2 separate regions of the Homo sapiens genome follow, and region 1 is linked to region 2. Evidence: chromatin contacts called from ENCODE Hi-C or POLR2A ChIA-PET data. All regions are on one chromosome and are shown on one strand. The core of a region is the stretch at or near the end of the contact, and the rest is flanking DNA. Distances in the headings are between cores, read along the strand shown.

Region 1 (6,089 bases), core at 123-2,622, 480 kb before region 2:
CCGCCTGCCAGCATCCCCTCCTCTTCCTCTCCCCTCAGTCTTCCTGCCTGGGAAGGCAGCAGAAATTCTCAGGGCTGTGGAGGGGTCGGGGAGGCCCAGGGCCATCCTGGGAGCTGTGTTCAGTGGACATGAGCCCCGAGGACTCCCGGGAGGGCTCCCTGCATGGGCCGGTTTCTCTCTTGTGCCTTCAGAAATCCGATGGAGCGGATGTATCGAGACACATTCTACGACAACTTTGAAAACGAACCCATCCTCTATGGTCGGAGCTACACTTGGCTGTGCTATGAAGTGAAAATAAAGAGGGGCCGCTCAAATCTCCTTTGGGACACAGGGGTCTTTCGAGGCCAGGTACCACCCAAACTTCAATCGAATCACAGGCAGTGTTGCAGGAATTAGAGGACTGGAGAGACTGATATGGGTGAGACAGGAGGATTTATTTAGGTGCACTGGTTCAGCAGACTCACATCCAAAAAGGCTGAGCCCTTAACAAAGACAGACTGAGGTATTTATAAGCAAACTTACAGAAGCAGAACAAAGGCGATTAATCAAACAGTGACAGGTCACATAATCTATAGCATAACAGATGACTTAGCATAACTTGGGGCCTTCTATAGCTGGTGGCCTTGCAGCTACATCAAAAGGAAAACAGGAACTGGCTAAATACAGACATTTGTAAAATATAGTTATAATGGTTCTGGAAAGGAGAGACAGTAAAGGAATTTGTCTTTTTTTTAAAAAATTTTTTTAAAATTTTCTTCAACCTTGCCCTGGAGGGGTGTGGGGGTGGTGTCTGGAGCCCATTCCTTTGGCCTTGACTTTTCAGGCAGTGTTATAACTGTCGTTGGAGTGAGCTGGCTAGGCAGAGGAAAACTTGTTCTTCTTTTCTTTTTAACCCTTGCTACAGTAGGACCTAAGCAGCTGGAAATGCAGAAAACACAACAATAAGTAAAATGCCCAGCACTGGGCTCTCAATTGTGTATTTTTCCCACATTTCTTTTTTCTCTTTTTTTCCTTTTTTTTTTTTTTTTTTTTTTCCGAGATGGAGTCTCGCTCTGGCACCCAGGTTGGAGTGCAATTGCACAATCTTGGCTCACTACAACCTCCACCTCTCAGGTTCAAGTGATTCTTCGGCCTTAGCCTCCCGAATAGCTGGGATTACAGAAGGCTGCCACCACGCCCAGTTAATTTTTTCTATTTTTAGTTGAGACTGGGTTTCACCATGTTGGCCAGGCTGGGGAATTCCTGACCTCAGGTGAGTCACCTGCCTTGGCCTCCCAAAGTGCTGGGGTTACAAGCATGAGTCACCGCACCTGGCCACTTCCCACAGTTCTGTTTTTTTGTTTTGTTTTGTTTTGGTTTTTTTTTAAGACTGAGTTTCACTCTTTGTTGCCTGGGCTGGAGTGCAATGACTCACTCTCAACTTCCACCTGCCAGGTTCAAGTGATTCTCCTGCCTCAGCCTGTGAGCTGAACAGTCACATGAGGGTGAAGGTTGTTGCCACAAGCTCAGGGGATGCTCCAGACAGAGTGGCCTGGGATGTCGAGTCACAGCTGCTCCATGCCACGGGGACAAGAGGAAGCAGGAGTTTAGTCTGACACACTGCCCTTCCAGATAGAGGGCAAGAGACAGAAAGAGGGGCTGAAGTCACCCTTGAATAACCACAGCAGTGGCACCCACAAAGGTGCAGTCCCCACAGCCTCATAGCCTCTTCTAGGTGCCACCTCTTAAGGCCATTACAATAGCCATTAACACTGAACGTGAGCTTTGGAGCAGACAATCACTCAAACTAAACAGGGGGGATGGAGGAAAGGAGCTTCAATGGCAAGATCCCCTGGGCTCCTGTCCTGGCCCCTCCTCTCCCTGCCCCACCCCTGCACTCCTCCTGCTCCCCCTCTCAGAGCATCCCCTGCCCCCTGCTCCTCTCCCAGGTGTATTTCAAGCCTCAGTACCACGCAGAAATGTGCTTCCTCTCTTGGTTCTGTGGCAACCAGCTGCCTGCTTACAAGTGTTTCCAGATCACCTGGTTTGTATCCTGGACCCCCTGCCCGGACTGTGTGGCGAAGCTGGCCGAATTCCTGTCTGAGCACCCCAATGTCACCCTGACCATCTCTGCCGCCCGCCTCTACTACTACTGGGAAAGAGATTACCGAAGGGCGCTCTGCAGGCTGAGTCAGGCAGGAGCCCGCGTGACGATCATGGACTATGAAGGTGAGAGGTGGAGGGGTCAGGGGAGCGTGAGCGGGAGGAACAGCATGAAAGATGGATGGATCTGCAATGCCATGGCTGGGGGTGTCCCAGGGCAGCCTGCAGGGGTGGGACTGGCACTGACTGCAACTGACAGCCAGGAGACCAGGCCTGGGAGGACAGGCCAGGGTCAGGGGAGAGCCTGACTGCTTCCCGCTTCTTCATCTCAGAATTTGCATACTGCTGGGAAAACTTTGTGTACAATGAAGGTCAGCAATTCATGCCTTGGTACAAATTCGATGAAAATTATGCATTCCTGCACCGCACGCTAAAGGAGATTCTCAGGTGAGGGTCTCCCTCTGGCCTCATCATCTCTCTCCTCTCACCTGCTCATCCTCCTGAGGCCTCCGTTGGCCTGGCCCTCCCGCCCTCCCTCTTGACCCACTGCCTGCCCTCATGGTCACACCACCTTCCCTTAACTCCTGGTGCTCCCTCCACACTGCCTCCTCCCTGCTTTCCTGGGCCCTTCCTGTGAGTAAGAGGCCCCTTCTGCCTCTAAGGCACCTGGGTCTTGGACTAGAGGAACAAACAGCAAGACAGGGTGGCCTGGGACACCAGCCGCTGCCCTTCTGTGACATGGGGACAAGAGGAGGCAAGAGCTCAGCCTTCCAGGGAACAACTCTGGGCAGGAGATGTGGAAGGAAGGAGCTCAGTGTGGGGGCACCCATGGCATCCTGGGGGGACATCTGAGGGCCACCCCCACCCGCTATTCCTCCCTCCAATGGTGGCCTCTGAGTGTGAAGGCATGGGGGAAGGCAGACACCTGCCCCTGACTCTCCCTCACTACCACATAGCTGCTGGGTGGCTGGGGACGGGGGGGGTCCCTGGGATGATTCCTGAGGGCAGGATCCAGGGGTCCCTCCAGATGTCCTCCCATCCAGGTGAGAAAGCAGCATAAAGTGAGGCTTGCACTCAGATGGGCCTGGGAGGTCACTCACAGCGCAGGTGTCTCCTGGAACAAGGGCCCTGGAAGATAGAAATAGAATCCAAACCCAGGACTAACATCAGGGCCAAGACAAGCCTGCCAGGGAGGCTGCACATGAAGCCCCAGATCAGGGACCACTGCCCGCTCTGCCCATGGGGCCTCTGCTGCCCTTTCCTGCCTGGTGGTCCTGCTGGGCCTCAGCCCTGGCCTCCCCCTGTCCCAGCCCCAGCCCTGGGCTCTCTCCCCTCCTGTTCCTCTGCCACCCCCACTCCCAGCCAGGCTCTTTGCCCTGTTGTGTGGTCGCCCCACTGCTGCTTCTGAATGGGCCACCTCCCCCACCTGCCCCAGGCCAGACCCCCTGCTGAGACTCTTCCCTGAAAGTCACCGCTGGGCTGGTGCTCCCTGCCCTGGGAGGGTGCTCCCTGTATATGCTTCCCACCATTCCTGAGCTCTGGAACTGGGAGAATTGAACCAAAGGATGATTGGAGCAATCAGGCATTTTGTTCTTAGCATTTTGATGGAATTTCTGTAAGATTTACTTTGTTTCAACACAAAGTCTTAGGAGAGGGTGTGGGGGAGGAAATGGTCTCTGTACCAGAAAATAAGTCATTTCTTCCAAAGACGCCTCCGCTGTGAGCAGAGGAGGATGCACACGACCCCAGACACAGGCTCCTCCTCCGTGAGCACCATTCACCTTTTAGAATGACACCTGCAACATGGAGTGTAGGAAAACATATGATCAGGAGAAATGCTCTTATTTTAGGCAGGGCACGGTGGCTTATGCCTATAATCCTAGCTCTTTGGGAGGCTGAGGTGGGTGGATCACTTGAGGTCAGGAGTTGGAGATCTGCCTGGCCAGCGTGGCAAAACCTCCTCTCTACTGAAAATACAAAAAATGAGCCAGGCATGGTAGCGGGAGCCGGTAATCCCAGCTACTTGGGAGGCTGAAGCAGGAGAATCGCTTGAACCCGGGAGGGACAGCAGTGCTGGTCACGGAAACACCCAGGACTCAGGACTGAAGCACAAGTGTTTCCAGTCCCCACACACTAAAAAGGAGACAAGAACTCCTCTTCGAGCTTTTCTGATGAGCACTCACCTCTCACCCTCAAACCCCTGGGGCCTCTCTTTTCCTCCTGACCCTCTCTCTGGACCTGGCCTCTTGCTCTAGGTTCCCAGTTTTGGTCCCAGTGCTGGTCTCTCCTCCAATGGTACCAATTCCAGGTCTCCTTCCACCTCCTGGGGCAGATGCACAGGGAGCCTGAAAATCCCAGTGGATAATGATGCTGTGCCCCAGCCAGTGAAGACAGTTGGAGAGGGGATTCTCTTCACTTGTCTTTAAATGAGCATCTACTATTTCTTGCAAATGTTCCATGTCTCTGGACTTGGCCTAAGCCATTTTTATGTTCAGTGTCATCTCGTTCTCCCTAATATTTAGAAAAGGGTGTTGCTTGTAGGACCACTTTGCTATGAAGAAGCCTTGTTTCCTTTTCTTGAGAACACAAAGCAAGTGAGTGGTAGAGCCCAGATTCATACCCAGGTCTACTAGAAATTGTGGCAAACAGAGATTCCTTCCTTCCTTCCTCCCTTCCTTCCTTCCTTCCTTCCTTGCTTCCTCTCTCTTTCTCTCTTTCTCTTTCTTTCTTTCTTTCTTTCTTTCTTTCTTTCTTTCTTTCTTTCTTTCTTTCTTTCTTTCTTCCTTTCTTCTCTCTCGTCTTTCTTCTTTTGCTGCTGCCTCCAAACAGAGATTTTTCTAATTCTGGTTTTGTCAGGATGTCTACAGAGGGGCCGGGAGAGGCCTTCAAGGTGGGGCTGGTGTTTCCAGCCCAGGAGTCCTGAGCTGCCCCATCTGGCCTGAGAAGCACGTTTGGGAGACCTCATGGCATCCAAAGGGACGTGGAAAATGCTATGAATTATCCAAAAAGATGTCCCTGGCAGGCTCCTCTCCCCAATGATCCCCCTCAGGAGTGTCCCTGCCCCAATGCTGGGTGTGGTAGGAGTTAACCCTGCAGGCAGGAGGAAGCCCCAGCAGGTCCATCTCCAGCAGGGGCTGTGGGTGAGCAGAGCCAGGACAGGGGTGCATGGTGAGGCCAGGGAAGGAGACCCAGCTCTACCCCAGGGAGAGGGGCAGGGTCCTCCCCGGAGGGCCTGAGCACACTGAGCTGACCCTGGGGAGACCCTGACAAGGCCTAAACAGGCCCCGGGGCTGTGTTGACTTCCTGATAATCCACCAGAAGGGGTCAGAGAGAGAGGATCAGTGGCCCCCACAAAGGGAGTGGAAGCGCCTCCTCTGACAGGTGCCTCAGTATATGGGGAGCAGGGAAGGAGTGGGGGGTGCAGGAGAGGAGCGAGAGGTAGTCCCAGGAGGAGTCTTAGGGCTTTTGGTTTCCCCTGTCTTTGTCCACAGATACCTGATGGATCCAGACACATTCACTTTCAACTTTAATAATGACCCTTTGGTCCTTCGACGGCGCCAGACCTACTTGTGCTATGAGGTGGAGCGCCTGGACAATGGCACCTGGGTCCTGATGGACCAGCACATGGGCTTTCTATGCAACGAGGTGACCGACCCAGCCACCTGCATCCAGGCAGGGCCCTCCCAATCCAGGGACACTCATAGATAGAAGGTTCTGGGTGGTGCCTGTGGTTTCCTGCAGTGTTTGTCACTTGTGCTTCCTGCAGCTGCTGCTGCTTGGCCCTGGAGTTGGGGGGAGACTTTGGCTTCAGTGACTCTCCATGGCCAGGTGGGGTTGAGTCTGCCCAATGGCAAAGTGCTTCCTGAGGACCCTCCCAGGATCCCCTCACAGACACAGCTCTCACCAGGAATGATTCGGAACTGTGGGATTTGAGGACTCAGGGCCTACCTGACTCACAAGGCCAGGATGTCCCTGTGCCCTCTCTTGGGCTTCATCCTGCGGAGAGA
Region 2 (6,486 bases), core at 706-3,205:
CACTGACCCACTCTTTACATCTTAGCTGCAGCATCTCTGGCTCAGGGAAGCCCACATGCTTCCTGGTGTTCTTGCTGTCAGCTCCCAGAGTATCACGCCGGTGTCTTTGGCGTGTTTGTTACGTGTTCCTGATATACTTTCAGCGACACAGGTACTGAGGAGGCCCTCAGTTAAATGTGCAGATGGATGGATGAATGGATGAATGAATGAAAGAATGAATGAATGAGTGAATGAATAATTCTCAGCCCAGGTGAGCAGCCTTGCTGTCCTGCTTATTACTCCTTCTCCATCCCTGATGGAAGGGACTGACCCTCCAGAGGGCAGCCTCACACTACAGAGGGAGGGTACAGGGACCTGCTTGGGAGGGGCTATTGTCCCCACCGCCAGGAAGGGGACAGTGAGGCTTCGGGAAGGGGCGGAGCTGCCCATGGGCTGGAAGCAGGCCAGGAACCCCCTCTCACAGCAGGGAGCTGACAAGGGGACCCACGGCCTTGCCCATAAGTCAGGAAGTTAACCGACTTGTCACGTACTTCTCCTTGGGCTGCCTGAAGTGGAATTCCCCCTTTTGGCTCACTTATTTTCATCTTTTCTATAAAAATAAAATTGAAACAATGGAAATCATTCACACACCTAATTACCGTATTGTTTATGAACTTATTTGGCTCAAAACTTTGGTTCTTACCGAAGTGGGAATCCCTTGAGAGGGGTGGGTGAGGGCCAGGCCAGGGAGACAGACCTGTGCACGTGCCAGGACCTCAGAGCCTGCTCTCCGGCTGCCCTCTCTGGGCAGGCCAGGAACTTCCCAGAAGGAACAGCCCAGAGACAGGGTTCTAAGTGAGGGAGGCCGGCCCGAGTGGGTTCTGGGACTCTGGCTGGCAGGCCTGGTGGTGGATGGCTCCCATGGTTGTCCTCCCCACCTTGGCCTCCGGGTCATCATAATTTGCTGCTCTTTATCAAGCACTTCCTATGTGCTGGGCCCAGGGCCAACCAACCACTTTCTATGCATTCTCCCAGAGATGTCTCTAACTTGCTGAGAGGCAAGCACTATTATCATCCCTGTTTGGCACTTTGAGGGTACCCAGAGTTGGGGGTCCACAGCTGGGAAGTGGCAGGGCTGGGATTGTGTCCAGCCTATAGGACCCTCAGAGAGCAGCCTCCCTCGGTCACCCAGACCTGTTCCTTCTCTCCCGTGGGCTCCCAGCAGGGCCTGTTCCCTGAGGCTTGGAGCCCTGAGACAGCCATCACTTAGCCTCTTGGCCTCCAGGCTTCCCCTTCAAGGCCCTCCTTCTGCCACTGTCCTGGGCCCTGTCTCTGGAACGCCTGCTCAATGTCACCTGGGCGGCCTGCGTAAAGTACCTGTTTGCCAGACCCTAGCCAGCCCTGCTGAGTGAGCATCTCACAACGGGAGGGCTGGAAGCCCACAGTTTAAAAAATACTGACTTGGACTCCCAAAGTAATCCTAGTACTTTGGGAGGCTGAGGCAGGAGGATTCATTGAGTCCAGGAGTCCGAGACCAGCCTGGGCAACATAGTGGGACCCTGTCTCTACAAAAAATTAAAAAAAAAATTAGGCAGGTATGGTGGCAAACGCCTATAGCCTCATCTACTTGGAAGGTTGAGGGGGAAGATCACTTGAGCCCAGGAGGTCAAGGCTGCAGTGAGCTGAGATCGCACCACCACTCTCCAGCCTGAGCGACAGAGCAAGACCATATCTCAAAAATTAAAAAAAAATAAAAAATGCTGCCCTGAGGATACAGAGGCCTGTGCATTCCAAGAGCCAGTTCACAGCTCCCTGGCATCTGTAGTGGCTACTAGATTTCCCAATCCCCAACCCTTGTAACCCAGATCCTGTGACCGAGCCCCCGCCTGTGTTCGTAGCCTGGGCCCCACCAGCTCTTCATACACCGCGCTCACCCCTGCCCCACCGCCCCCGCCATGCTGTCATCCTAGCACTTGCTGCCTCTGCCTCTTCCTGGAAGCAAGTCCCAGGCAGGGCATGATGCCCAGAGCTTGCCTAATGCACTGGGCAAATCTCTCGTGGTGAGTCCTCATCTTGCTACCTGGGGCCTGGCACATGGTTGTGGCAAATTGTGGTGGGTGAGTGATGGTGGCTGCCACAGGAGAGGGGCACAGGGAGAGCTGCAGGTGACTGGGGATGGGTTGGGCCCCCGGGCTGGCACCGGGCATGCACTAGGGCCTGGCTCTGTGCCTGGCACGTAGAAGGCATTTGATGCATATTTCTTGTCTTTTTTTTTTTTGAGACGGAGTTTCACTGTGTCACCCAGGCTGGAGTGCAGTGGCGCGATCTCAGCTCACTGCAACCTCTGCCTCCTGGGTTCAAACGATTCTCCTGCCTCAGCCTTCCCAGGTAGCTGGGATTATAGACGCCCACCACCACACCCAGCTAATTTTTGTATTTTTAGTAGAGACGGGGTTTCATCATGTTGGCCAGGCTGGTCTCCAACTCCTGACCTCAAGTGATCCACCTGCCTCCGCCTCCCAAAGTGCTGAGATTACAGGTGTGAGCCTCTGAGCCTGGCCTGATACATATTTATTTTTTTTTCTTTTTGAGACAGAGTCTTGCTCTGTTGCCCAGGCTGGAGTGCAGTGGCATGATCTCGGCTCACTGTAAGCTCTGCCTCCCAGGTTCACGCCATTCTCCTACCTCAGCCTCCCAAGTAGCTGGGACTACAGGCGCCTGCCACCACACCTGGCTAATTTTTTTTTTCGTATTTTTAGTAGAGACGGGGTTTCACCATGTTAGCCAGCATGGTCTCGATCTCCTGACCTCGTGATCTGCCTGCCTCGGCCTCCCAAAGTGCTGGGATTACAGCCATGAGCCACCACGCCCGGCCTCTGTCAGGCTTTATCTTTCTCCACTCCAGGACCAGAGCTCAGTCCTGAGCCCGGAGCACTTTGCTCTCCCCAGCTCCTGCTCATCTACGCTGGCCTCTGACCTGGTTCCTGCTGAGAAATGCTCTGAACTGGGGGCAGGGGAAGAGGGAGGGGTGCAGTCCCACACGGGCCTGGTGTCTCCTCCTTCACACCACACAGGGGATCCTCAGCTCTCTGAGGCACTCTGGGTAAGTTTCCCAGGGCCCCAGACGTTAAGGTTCCCTCTGCAAAAATGGGTGGGTTCAGCTGGCCACGTGGCCTCTCTGGGCTGATACCCTGGGCTCAGCTACACCCCTTGGAAGGTTTTCCCTTGGGATATGGGCACAAGTGAAAAACAGAGCCATACCCTCCAACTCACTGTGGGCATTCAGTGAAACCATGTGTGTAAGACGCTTTGTTAATTGTAGAACGCTGCACAAACTCATCAGGTCCCTCACCCGTCAGGCAGGCTCTACTGCAGACACTAGACACGATCGAACCACTTCCCCTGCTTAGCACTCAATTTCCATATAGTGAAATGAGGTTTATTTTGGCACCGTGGCCCATGGTTCCTGAGATATGAAAATGAAATCATGCAAAAAAACTCCAGCACTTTGGGAGGCCGAGGGGGGTGGATCACCAGAGGTCAGGTGTTCAAGACCAGCCTGGTTAACATGGTGAAGCCCCGTCTCTACTAAAAATACAAAAATTAGCCGGGCATGGTGGCGGGTGCCTGTAATCTCAGCTACTCGGGAGGCTGAGGCAGGAGAGTCACTTGAACCTGGGCGGCAGAAGTTGCAGTGAGCTGAGATTGTGCCACTGCACTCCAACCTGGGTGACAGAGTGAGACTCCGTCTTAAAAAAAAAAAAAAAAAGAAAAGAAAAAAGCCTGATAGAGCAAAATGCGCACTGCCCGAAGGTGACAGAAACCCATGTTGATGTTGGTTCCAGCAAAAGGTGCATGGGGAAGAGAAAGGCCTGCGAGGAAGGCCCAGTCAGAAGCCAGCCAGGCCCAGGGGTGGCAGGATGGTGGGGACACTGCCCTGCTTCTTTCTCTGTGCTTTCCTGATGTTCTAGAATGGATGAGAAACCTTTAAACCAGAAAAATGCAGTTGTATTCTAACAGCGGGAAGAAAAGGAGCCCCGGAGACAGCCGGCTCCTGCTTGGTCTGATTCTGGGGCCACCGCTTGCGGGCAGTGACCGGCTGTGGGGTCTCACCGTGGGGCTTGCCTAGCACCAGGCACTTCTACCAGAGCAAGTGGATCTGCGGCAGGAGGCCTGTGTTGCTCTAATTCCTGGAAATTGGGTCATGGGAGCCCAGGCCTGGAGCTCCTGGAATGCAGTGCTCTGAGAATTTTGTCCAAACACCTCTGACCTCCTTCCTCCGGGGCTGGTCCAGCCTCTTTCTTCCCCCGCGTCCCCCATGCTCCAGCCTCTTGGGCAATTGTCATACTCCGTATGTGAGCCTCACCTTCCTACTTCCCGGCCTTTGCTGATACTGGTCCCCTGCCCTCCTGAAGAGCCTGCCCCTTCCAGCCCAGCTGCTGCCAGAGCCCCCTCTCCTTAGGAAGCCCCTCCTGCCCCTCCCAGACAGAGGTGCCCGCAGGGCAGGAGCCAGGGCTGCTTGTTTCACCTCCATGCTGAAGCCCAGCGGGCGTGGTCATCCCTGTTGGCTGATGTTGTTACTGACCCCGGCCTCTAAGTGCTTTTCCCACTATCCTCCTACACACGGGTCAAGTTCTGCCTAGTGGTAGCGTTATTTGTCATTGCATCTGAGCCTTGATCCTGGGTGGGGTCAGTTTCTGTTTCTCTCCCAGCTTCTGACTCTGTACCCAGTACACTTTGTGCCCGGTACAGAGCACTCATCTGTCCATCCGTTCTTTCAGCAATTACTCCCTAAGTGCCTATTGTGCGCCGGTGACTGAGCTAGGTGGCAGGGGCACAGCTCTGCTGACATCAGGGTGGGCGGCTTGCAGTTTGCTTGCATGTGTTTTGTGCATGCTACATGTGTATGCACACAGCATGAACATCTCCATCACATATAAACTAGCGTCTCTTAGGCTGCGCAGTCCTCTAGGCACCTTGTGCATTCCTGGTTAATTCAGCGAGTGTTGACAGAGTGCCCACCAAGCAGGTGCCAGGCCCTGACATGAAGTCTTTGCCCTTGTGAAGCACCTGTCTTGTGGAGCCATTGCAGTGAGAGCTGGTGCAGAGGGTGAAGGGCAGGGGGTTGGGGCAGCATCCTGGAGAGATGGGAAAGGGGTGGGGAAGGGAATTTCTGCCTGGCTGGGGTGTGCTTTGGGATCCCCTCTGCGGCCCTGGGGGCATCCCAGGCCTAGGAAAGCTGGACTGGGCCTTCTCGCTTTGGGAGTGCAGGCAGCCCCATCTCTTTGGTTCCGCTGCTCTCAAGAGCCCCAAAGAGTGATGAGGCTAAGAAGGTAGGAGTGGGCAGGAGCCCTGCTGCTGGGCACCGCGAAGAGAATACGAAGTACAGTGTCCCAAAGAGGAGACACATGGACACGACACGGGACCTGTGATGGAGAGCTAGCTTGCTTGCTTCCTTCTTTTTTCTTTTCTTTTCTTTTCGTTTCGTTTCGTTTTGTTTCATTTCGTTTCTTTTCTTTCAGACAGAGTCTGGATCTGTTTCGTTTTGTTTCGTTTCGTTTCGTTTCTTTCAGATGGAGTCTGGATCTGTCGCCCAGGCTAGAGTGCAATGGCAATCTCGGCTCAGTCTCAAAAAAAAAAAAAAAAAAAAGAGGTAGAACCTTCAGATGCAGACAGAGAACCTAGAATCTGAAACTTAGAGGAGGAAACCTGGAGCAGCAAAGCTAGAATGTGGGTCTTCCAGAACATGGAGCTCGGAGGCCGCCACCCTCACCTTGATGAGCAGCAGTGGGCACATTGGCAGCTCTGCTGAGCTGGGCTGGGATGAGGACCCCCTCATAGCCTCCTAGGTTCCTGACCCTGGGCACATCCCCTCTCCAAGCAGAGGTGGACAGAGAGTAATTGGGAGAGGAAAAGAGACAGGGTGCCTTGTTCCAGCTGAGGGCGGGCTCCCTGGGTGCCCAGAGCCCCAGCCAGCTGTGTGCTTGCTCTGTCAGGACCACCCCCAGCAGGAAGCTAACTGATGCTCAGGTTCCCAGATCCCAGGGGCAACGCTGCCACCCTCCTGCCCAGGAGCTGCAGGCTGCAGGCAGGTGTGGCCTTGTCACCTCCCCAGGTCCCCACGGTGGCAGAGCCACATTCAAGCCCATTCCCTCACTCAGCAGCGCACCTGCAGCACCAGGGCATGAGGCAGTGAACACACAGCCGTGAGCTGTGGTTCAGACGCTGGCAGGGAGGATCCTAACTACTGAGCCGCTCTTCCTTTCCCACCGTCTTCCCATAGCTCCTCCTGGCCATGAAGGCTCCAGTCATTTCCTGTATCTCCCCTCTGCCACCGCTATCCCATTGGAAGGGGCCCTTAGGATTCACGTAGCTAAGCTGCCTCATTGGGGTGTGACAAGCCCAAGTTGGCAAAGCAGGCAGGACTAGGACCATGGGCCACTTGTGTGAGCCCCAGACAGGCCTGAGAGCCCTGCAGCATTGACTGGAAGGTGCGGGTGTGTGGAT

What was found. Hi-C counts contacts between places; a loop is a spot of excess contacts on that map. ChIA-PET counts read pairs that join two places held with the same protein, here RNA polymerase II (POLR2A). Pooled maps may share reads with other maps.
Region 1: a pooled map shows a loop between it and region 2 (5-fold over the local background). The contact joins two enhancer-like sites. A Hi-C loop is called at or near these places in 2 of 50 pooled maps. POLR2A ChIA-PET finds 5 or more read pairs at or near these places in 2 of 52 experiments (GM12878 and activated B cell).

Annotation. Positions count from the first base shown.
Region 1 is chr22:38,983,884-38,989,972 of GRCh38, forward strand. It overlaps APOBEC3B (apolipoprotein B mRNA editing enzyme catalytic subunit 3B), which reads left to right. Exons shown (of 8, transcript NM_004900.5): 2 at 192-348; 3 at 1,929-2,208; 4 at 2,415-2,529; 5 at 5,574-5,727. Among named protein-coding and RNA genes, the nearest start is that of APOBEC3B, 4.6 kb to the left of the region's middle. RefSeq lists enhancers at 846-2,045, 1,088-1,377 and a silencer at 2,612-2,807. Within about 2 kb of position 1,373, at least 9 of the 41 ENCODE cell types and tissues checked have a DNase peak (open chromatin) inside an H3K27ac peak, as active enhancers do; they include GM12878, where a contact is called at or near this core.
Region 2 is chr22:39,462,201-39,468,686 of GRCh38, forward strand. All of the region lies in intron 1 of MGAT3 (beta-1,4-mannosyl-glycoprotein 4-beta-N-acetylglucosaminyltransferase), which reads left to right. Among named protein-coding and RNA genes, the nearest start is that of MGAT3, 8.4 kb to the left of the region's middle. RefSeq lists enhancers at 263-332, 4,834-4,883, 4,894-4,943, 5,356-5,625. Within about 2 kb of position 1,956, at least 12 of the 41 ENCODE cell types and tissues checked have a DNase peak (open chromatin) inside an H3K27ac peak, as active enhancers do; they include GM12878, where a contact is called at or near this core.